Linked DNA regions of Homo sapiens: all the other regions are linked to region 3. The links are chromatin contacts, found by Hi-C or POLR2A ChIA-PET in ENCODE. All regions are on one chromosome and are shown on one strand. The core of a region is the stretch at or near the end of the contact, and the rest is flanking DNA. Distances in the headings are between cores, read along the strand shown.

Region 1 (2,784 bases), core at 263-2,762, 230 kb before region 3:
CTCCTAAGTAGCTGGGATTATAGGCGCCCGCCACCACGTCTGGCTAATTTTTGTATTTTTAGTAGAGATAGGGTTTTACCACGTTGGCCAGGCTGGTCTCGAACTCCTGACCTCATGATCCACCTGCCTCGGCCTCCCAAAGTGCTGGGATTACAGGCGTGAGCCACGTGCCTGGCCACTTTTCTTTTTTTTATTTTTAAAAATTTAGTTGTATAATACCAAATTCTTCACTTGTCTTTTAACTGAAACCTTTCCCAATTTGTGCTTTTAAAGGCATTTGAAGATAAAAAGGTTATGTAGTCAAATGGAAATTTGAGAAAAGGAAATAAAATAAAACAGTATCTCCTAGAAAAGGATATAATGTGCAGTTTTGACCAAATTAATTTAATGTTTGTTTTTTAGGAGCTTGCTGGCTAGTGTTCTGAAAAACACAGAAAATACCGGTCCAGTGAAAATGATACATAAAACACTCCCCTGTTTTTATTTTGCCATTGTCTCAGTTTAAAAGAAAAACAAAATGGGATGTCTATAATGGAGAAATAAAGCAGGGCTCATAAGTAGGGTCGATAACAAAATTTCAAAATCATATAAACACAACCTTGGGTCCTGCTCACCACTTACATTGTGTGACTTGACTTAAAAATTGCTTCCACTTTCTCAGCCTCAGTTTCCATATCAGTCAAATGGGAATAATATTAACTGCCTCTTAGGGTAAGTAGGTGTATTTATTGAGAAATTCAAGCCAAATCATCCAGCAGAGTACTTAGCACAGAGCACACTTTGATGGTCAGGAACTGCTGCGTGAGACACTGATGGGTGACAGAGGGAGGCTCGTTAGGGTTAGTCCACGGCAGCTGTGCCTTCTGATACTAAAACAAAAATATATTCAACTTCAATGTGCTTGAAAAACTAGACATAGGCTGCATGAGAAAAGAAAAAGGAAACATACCAAAATGGAAGAGAAGTCTGAAGAACACTCATCTCAAGCCAGATTTTCAAGGAAATGAGTTTAATATGAAATTACAAAAACAGTGCCCTCGGCTGTTTCTACTTTTCTATGAAATCCGATAGCCAGATATCACGATGCAACAGAACAAAGAAAATGCAAAGAACAGCAGGATAAATACTTTTAGTTGTTTTCTCACGCCACTCCTTCAAATTGGTGTTTGCAGCATGGTAGTAGAAGGTAATGCAATAACCATGTGAAATTTACAGCAGACTTTAGGATTGTGGACATTTCTGAGCAAATAGAGATAACAACAAAGGCCAGGAACAAGTGACTGTGGGGTATGTGGTTAGATCAAGACCTTGAAAACAGATGCTTTACCTAGCCAAGTAAACCAATGTTTACCACTGTCCTCTAAAAGGCATGCTTAACATAGACCTAAAACTGAAGCAAATCCTTACACTAGAGTTTGATAGCATTTTTTTAAAATCTCGCATATAAAGTTGGCTGGAGACCTAAAGCAACCAGTTACAAAGAAAATGAGGCTGGGCACGGTGACTCACGCCTGTAATCCCAGCACTCTGGGAAGCCAAGGCGGGCGGATCGCGAGGTCAGGAGTTCAAGACCACCCTGGCCAACATAGTGAAACGTCGTCTCTACTAAAAATACAAAAAAAAAATTTAGCCGAGCGTGGTCGCACGCACCTGTGGTCCCAGCTACTTGGGAGGCTGAGGCAGGAGACTCGCTTGAACTGGGAGGCGGAGGCTGTAGTGAGCCGAGATTGCAACACTGCACTCCAGCCTGGGTAACACAGTGAGACTATGTCTCAAAAAAAAAAAAAAAAAGGAAAATGAACGAGTTATATGCCTTTAAAAATCAAATTTTGTTAGGATAAAACATCCAAAGACTGCTGCTGCTAAGAAAAATCTATATGGAATGTTCCTTGATATAAGTGACTCAGATCGGGTCTTAAAAATACTTTTGTTGTGCAGAGATTTGCAGTAGTAAGTAGGAAATGTCTAATAAGTGTTTGCAACATGAAGGAACTGAATGAATGAATGAATGAATAAACTAAGTGGCTGAGTCAGAGTATCTCTGGCTGAGTCACAGTATGTTAGAATTGGAAGAATTCTAAGATTCTTACCGATTTTGATTTCAATTTGTACATTGTGTCATTGGAAGCTCAGGACCTCACCAGACAGATCTCTCGCAAATATTTGTTGGATATATGAATGGAACCAGAGCTACAGAAACAAGCACTTTTCCTTCCTGGTTCAATTCAAACACATCATGTGGGTGGTGCTGTAAGAGGTGTTTGAACCACATCAACTCCATCTTGAATAGGAGCTGAGTAAAATAAGGCTGAGATCTACTCGGGCTGCATTCCCAGACGGTGAAGGCATTCTAAGTCACAGGATGAGACAGGAGGTCAGCACAAGATACAGGTCACAAAGACCTTGCTGATAAAACACTTTGTGGTAAAGAAGCTGGCCAAAACCCACCAAAACCAAGATGGCCACCACAGGGACCTCTGGTCCTCCTCACTGCTACACTCCCACCAGCACCACAACAGTTTATAAATGCCACAGCAATGTCAGGAAGTTACCCTATATGGTCTAAAAAGGGGAGGCATGAATAATCCCCCCCTTGTTTAGCATATCATCAAGAAATAACTATAAAAATGGGCAGCCAGCAGCCCTCGCAGCTGCTCTGTCTATGGAATAGCCATTCTTTTATTCCTTTACTTTCTTTATAAACTTGCTTTTGCTTTACTCTATGGACTTGCTCTGAATTCTTTCTTGCATGAGATTCAAGAACCCTCTTGGCCTCTGGATCAG
Region 2 (2,830 bases), core at 181-2,680, 190 kb before region 3:
TCCAAGCTTATCTAGACATGCAAAGACCTCCGAGGCTCCTCCAATTCTTAAAATCTCTTCCCTATGAAAATCAGAATTGCCTTTACAGCTTTAAAAAAAAAATTGTAAATTTCTATTTCTTCTGTATGTTGTGCCTTTATAGGAAAGGAAGGGTGTACTGGAACTCTAAAACACTCTACTGCTACCCCACCAGCTGATCGGTATGCAAACAAGGCCAGCGGGAAGCTGAAGCAGATGAGATCAGGTAAGAAAATCACGAAGTGCTCTAAGCCAAAGTGAGGTGTTGAGAGCAAGGTTGTCTATACTGACTCTGATGAAAGCTAACTCAGACTCAAAGTTTCTCCTTCATAAACTGCAATCATCCTTCCTCCTCTATTTTCCCTGACAAAATCCTCACCTTTCTGCCAACCCACGAAGGGGACCCCCAAGCGACACTGACTCTAGAAGATCATAGTTAAGATCACTCTAAGATGACCTTGAAGGACCTTGCTATCTGGGTAGGCTCACAGGTCAGCTGGTGACCAAGCACTTGACCCTTGAGATTCATGATAGAGATGGCAGAAAGGAAATTGGGAGGTCGTTTTGGGTCAGTAAACCCTGGCTGGGGTGGGGATGATAGGGAGAAGGGATAAACACTATAATAAACTCAAGCGACGGGGGCTGGACAAACTGCCCACTCCCTGCTTTTACCAAAGGCAGGTCCTCTCCAATGCTGGTGAATTCTCTGCAAAGCAAAAACCCAGTCTGCAACTCATTGTTATAGCCAAACACAAAGCACAGCTCCAGAGCACAAAAACCACCAAGTATGTACAAGTCAGCATTTTGGAAGCAGAAGGAGCTGCCACGCTCGGGCCCTTGGAGGCTGCTTAGGGGAAGCTCTTTCCCTCTCTCGTGGCATCTCTTGAATCAAAATTCAACTTAGCTCCCAAATCAGAGGATACCGATGGTCTCTAACAACTGTTTCTTATTTAGGTTTGATAACCCCAGTTCACGCTTTTGTCTACTTTGGGAAGCACTAGGCAAAGTCGTGGCCATGTGATTGGCTCCCAATGCTGGGCTGGGGCTGGCAACCGCCCTCCGGCCTCCACGCAGCGCCTGTGAAACTCTTCATTCAGCAGAACTGGGGACCAGATGCCTCTATGCCCCACCGATAAACTCCTCGCTCTGAAGTTAGGCTAAGCAGAAGAATCAGGTCTTTGATTTTTGCACAAGGTCTCACGGAAGCAAATTCCATCGCTGACATCGTAAGTGACTTGTTTTCAGCTGTTCCTGACACCTCTGATGGCTCCCAAGTTTATTTTCCAGAGACACCCATCTTAGGCAATTCTGGGAGCCCCAGGGGGAAAATGTTAGAAATATCAAAACAGCCACGTGCTCTAGCATTTAGCACATTGTAGAACAATATAAATTTAGTGCATTTAGACCACTTTATATTAACTAATTTAGAAAACGTTGCTTTCGCAGACTTCGCCGGGTGCCTTTCACTGCCAAACTAAATACTCCACTTTAAAATACGCCCCTGCGTACTCATGTGATTTCTCCTTTTAGGCTAGGAATGTAATGTTGACATAAATGTCAAATAAAATTAATGAGAGAATGGGCCCTCAAATGGTGCTCCTGTGAAGGGAATTTGTTAGACTGGGACCTTTGAGCCCAAATGTATATATAATTATATAACACTCAGACAAGGAAGGAATCTGAATGTTAAGCTTTAGCAAATGTATCACCTTTGTCAGAAATGCTGTTACCTACAAAAAAAAAAAAACCCAAAACAAAACAAAACAGGTTGCAAGTAAATTAAGATGAAAATACCATCAGATTAGAAGTCTGTCACGGCAAGCTACTGCAGAATTAGAAGGGTGGCCCATCTGCTGGGTATCCAATCCTTCCCTTATCTGTATAGAATTCGGATCAGATGTCTTCTGTTCCCCGAACACTTCCGCTGTTGACTTTGCAAATGGACCTCCTCCCGCCCAACCCAGCTCCTTCCCTCCCTCCTCCGTCTCTCCCAACTGGCCACTTAGGAAGAGTAAAAATGGCAATTAGAACAGGAGCAGCTATTTTCACTCAGTAGTCAAAGAATTGGATACTAGCACAGTGGCTGCCTCCATCCGTATGCTGATACATAACTACTTTGTCTTGTATTTGTAGTCTCAAAAATCTTCCCTAAGTATAGTAGAATCAGAGAAAATCGCTCTAATCATTGAAAAGCGCCCTGTGCTGAGTAAAGCAGCCAGTCTTCTCTTGTCACCGTAAAAGGCTGGGAGTAAAATTTCCCATAAACACAGGGGAAACCTACATTTACTCACATGCCAAGGAAAATGGCACGGAAGACCCACGTGTAGCCACAGCAGAGTCTATGCAGAGGGCCTGCAAATGCCTGGGGTGCGAGTGAATGCCTGGAGGGGCGGAGTTTCCAAGATAACAGCTATTGTGTTTTCTTTTTCACACTTCAGAAGAGAATCCTAAGGACTAGACTCCGCTCAGTGCATTCCTTTTTCATACACTGATCTCAAGTACAATCACATAATTTTGAAAATCCATGTAGTCCTCCATAAATAAAATTATAAGGATAGGTTTCTATTTCCTTCCGATTACCTAGATACCTCCGTCTTCTGGAAAACCCCAAAAAGACCAGTAGACGAATCAGGAAGGTCCTAGGAGTGATTCCTCCAATGGCAGGAATCATAAAGGAATAAAAAACCTGCAAATTCATGGCAAATGATGTCAGGATGAAATGATGCCACACATCTTTACAAAGTTCACAAAATCCATATATTCCCGGGGCAATCACGGGGAATTTCTAATTAAATTTCAGGGAGGGAAAGAG
Region 3 (3,087 bases), core at 81-2,580:
AAACTACACCTGAACTTGACATGCTTATTAGCTTCTCACCAATGATGACAGTGAGCAAAGTCTTTTTTTTCCTGGAAAGGACTAATTCCAAAAAACCATAATTCTTAGGAGCTATGTATTTTTCTTTCAAAATAAGAACTTGAATCCCAAGAGAAAATGTACACCCTTGTAGTTTAGATCACAAGGGCATGACTTGTCAACTCAGAGAGTGGCCTACAGCCTTGGTTCCATCTCTTGCTAGCTGTGGGACTTAGGCATATAACTTACCATCTCCGAGCTCTGGGTTCCACAACTGGAAAACTATCCTAAGCACAGCACCTACCTTTCAGCACTATAAGGAAGATTATGGAAGATTAAATGAGGTACACTGCCCGGTGCATGGCAAGCACAAAGTAAAGTTACTTATAATAATAATTGATTTATAATAACATGAATTTTAAATATCAGTAAATTGGCACTGATTTTTTAGTTGCTAAAATGTTACTGCCTGGGCTTTTGTGAGAAGTAGTTCAGTGCAGTCAGCGTTTCAATTTTTCATTCTGAAATCTTGTCTAACTCCTTACTTCCTCCTTTCCCTGGTGGACTCAAGCAGTGGAGGTCCCAGTGTGCCTTACACCTGAGGAGGTGTGGTGTGTACATCAAAATCAAGCCTGCTTCCTTTTGGTAAATAGTTACACCACACCAGGCGAGGGCCTGCCTACTCCAGTGTGGCCGATGTATTTTTCCAAACCCATAATCAACCCAGAGATCATTGGCCCAACCACATCTGCTGCCCTTGATATTACATCTTGGAGTGGCAGTTGAGGGCCTGGCCAAGTAGAGAACTTGTCTTTTGGGGATGAAGTAGCATTCTCCCCCAACTCTCACTTTCTTTTCTACACGTGGATTTCTTTCTGAGTCTCATTTTATCTTTGTCTTTTTGGCTTTCTTTGTCTACACAATTGTTTTATTTATTTATTTGCCCCATCCCCCTACTTTTTTTGCAATGGGGTCTCTATGTTGCCCAGAAGCATCTGGAACACCTGGGCTCAAGCGATCCTCCCATCTCAGCCTCCCAAGTAGCTGGGACTACAGGCCCGAGTTACCACATGCAGCCCCACGATTGTTCCTTTTTACATATTAAATAACCTATGCTTAATTTAGAAAATGCAAAAAATGAAAAGATGGGGAAAAAAACCAAACACGTAACTCCTGCACCTTGGTGTGTACCCATCCAGAACACTACACATGCACACAATTTTTGTTTTCTCGGAAATAAAATCATATGAGCTAGACCAGTGGTTCTCAATCAGGGTGATTTTTCCCCCACAGAAGACATTCAGCAATGTCTGCAGACATTTTAGGTTGTCAAAACTGGGGCAGGTGGTGATACTGGCATCTAGTGGTTGAGGCCAGAGATACTGCTAAACATCCTAAAACGCACAGGCCAGCCCTCAACAACAACAAATTACCTAGCCCCAAATGTCAAAAGGCCCAAGGTTAGGAAACTCTGGTCTAGACCACGGTTAAGCAAACTACTGCCCTCCTGGTTGGCTACCTGTTTTTATAAATAAAGTTTTATTAGAACACGGAGATGTCCATTCATTTCTATGTCATCTATGGCTGCTTTGACTTACAACGCAAGTGAGCAGTTGTAACAGAAACTGTGTGGTCACAAGTCCTAAAATAAATATGAGCCACATATGAAATTTCAAGTTTTTCTAGTAGCCACATTTTTTTAAAGTACAAAAAAAGCAGGGGAAATTAATGTTAGTAATATGCCCCAAATATTATCATTTCAACCTTGAATCAACATAAAAATTAATGAAATATTGTTATATTCTTTTATTTCCATATTAAGTCTTCACTTACAGCACTTCTCAATTCAGACTAGTCACATTTTTTTTTTTTTTTTTGAGACGGAGTTTTGCTCTCATTGCCCAGGCTAGAGTGCAGTGGCACAATCTCAGCTTACCACAACCTCCTCCTCTCAGGTTCAAGCGATTCTCCTGCCTCAGCCTCCCGAGTAGCTGGGATTACAGGCACGTGCCACCACGCCCGGCTAATTTTGTATTTTTAGTAGAGACTGGGTTTCTCCATGTTGGTCAGGCTGGTCTCGAATTCCGACCTTAGGTGGTCCACCCACCTCAGCCTCCCAAAGTGCTGGGATTATAGGCATGAGCCACTGTGCCTGGCCCAGACTAGTCACATTTTAAGTGCTCACGTTGCTGGTGGCTATTGTATTACACAATGCAGGTCTACACTGCATTTTTCACTAAACTGCTTTTTTAAATTATTTTACTTTTAATTTTATTTTATATATATTTTTGAGACGAAGTTTCACTCTTGTCACCCAGGCTGGAGGGCAGTGGCGCGATCTCGGCTCACCACAATCTCTGCCTCCTGGGTTCAAATGATTCTCCTGCCTCAGCCGCCCTAGCAGCTGGAACTACAGGTGCATACCACCACACCCGGCTAATTTTTTTTTTATTTTTAGTAAAGACAGGGTTTCACTACGTTGGCCAGGCTGGTCTCGAACTCCTGACCTCAAGTGGTCCCCCTGCCTCGGCTTCCCAAAGTGCTGGGATTATAGGTGTGAGCCACTGTGCCCTGCCACTAAAAAAAAAAAGTGCTGCTTTTTTTACTTAATGGAAATAAAAGTCTTCTCATGTCCACCATATATTTTTATATCTCTTTTAAAGCGTTCAACTTTTTTAAAAGATTCCAATTTTCTGGATGTTTATATTGCTTCTGAGTTTCACAATTATGAACGATTCTGCCACGAACATTCTTAGATAAAGCTTTTTCACCTCATCTGTAATTATTTCCTTAGGATAAACTCCCAGATGTGCGTCAAAGAGCAAAGAAACATTTTTAAGGGTTTTGAAATATATATATTTTTAAGAATAATACCTTCCCTACAAGATGATTACAAGAATTACGTTAGTACATGTAAATCAATTTTATTAATTCAAGTAAGGTCAATAAAACTTAAAATAGTAGGCTGGGCACAGTGGCTCACACCTGTAATCCCAGCACTTTGGGAGACAGAAGTGGGCAGATGACGAGGTCAGGAGATTGAGACCATCCTGGCTAACACGGTGAAAC

Evidence for each region. Hi-C counts contacts between places; a loop is a spot of excess contacts on that map. ChIA-PET counts read pairs that join two places held with the same protein, here RNA polymerase II (POLR2A). Pooled maps may share reads with other maps.
Region 1: a loop to region 3 is called in a pooled map, with 2.3 times the contacts of the local background. The contact joins two enhancer-like sites. A Hi-C loop is called at or near these places in 1 of 37 single-sample maps with no recorded cell type and 5 of 50 pooled maps. POLR2A ChIA-PET finds 5 or more read pairs at or near these places in 6 of 52 experiments (BJ, WTC11, activated CD4-positive, alpha-beta T cell and 3 more).
Region 2: a map of naive thymus-derived CD4-positive, alpha-beta T cell shows a loop between it and region 3 (2.6-fold over the local background). The contact joins the promoter of FOXN3-AS2 here to the enhancer-like site in region 3. A Hi-C loop is called at or near these places in 1 of 168 maps with a recorded cell type or tissue (naive thymus-derived CD4-positive, alpha-beta T cell) and 6 of 50 pooled maps. POLR2A ChIA-PET finds 5 or more read pairs at or near these places in 1 of 52 experiments (WTC11).

The regions. Positions count from the first base shown.
Region 1 is chr14:89,538,964-89,541,747 of GRCh38, forward strand. It overlaps a transcript of FOXN3 not described here. Among named protein-coding and RNA genes, the nearest start is that of FOXN3-AS2, 36 kb to the right of the region's middle. Within about 2 kb of position 1,513, at least 2 of the 41 ENCODE cell types and tissues checked have a DNase peak (open chromatin) inside an H3K27ac peak, as active enhancers do.
Region 2 is chr14:89,574,786-89,577,615 of GRCh38, forward strand. It overlaps FOXN3-AS2 (FOXN3 antisense RNA 2), which reads left to right and starts at 1,431. Exons shown (of 1, transcript NR_024620.1): 1 at 1,431-2,692. It also overlaps a transcript of FOXN3 not described here.
Region 3 is chr14:89,766,586-89,769,672 of GRCh38, forward strand. No RefSeq gene overlaps it. Among named protein-coding and RNA genes, the nearest start is that of EFCAB11, 190 kb to the right of the region's middle. RefSeq lists enhancers at 598-867, 1,657-1,706. Within about 2 kb of position 1,331, at least 3 of the 41 ENCODE cell types and tissues checked have a DNase peak (open chromatin) inside an H3K27ac peak, as active enhancers do.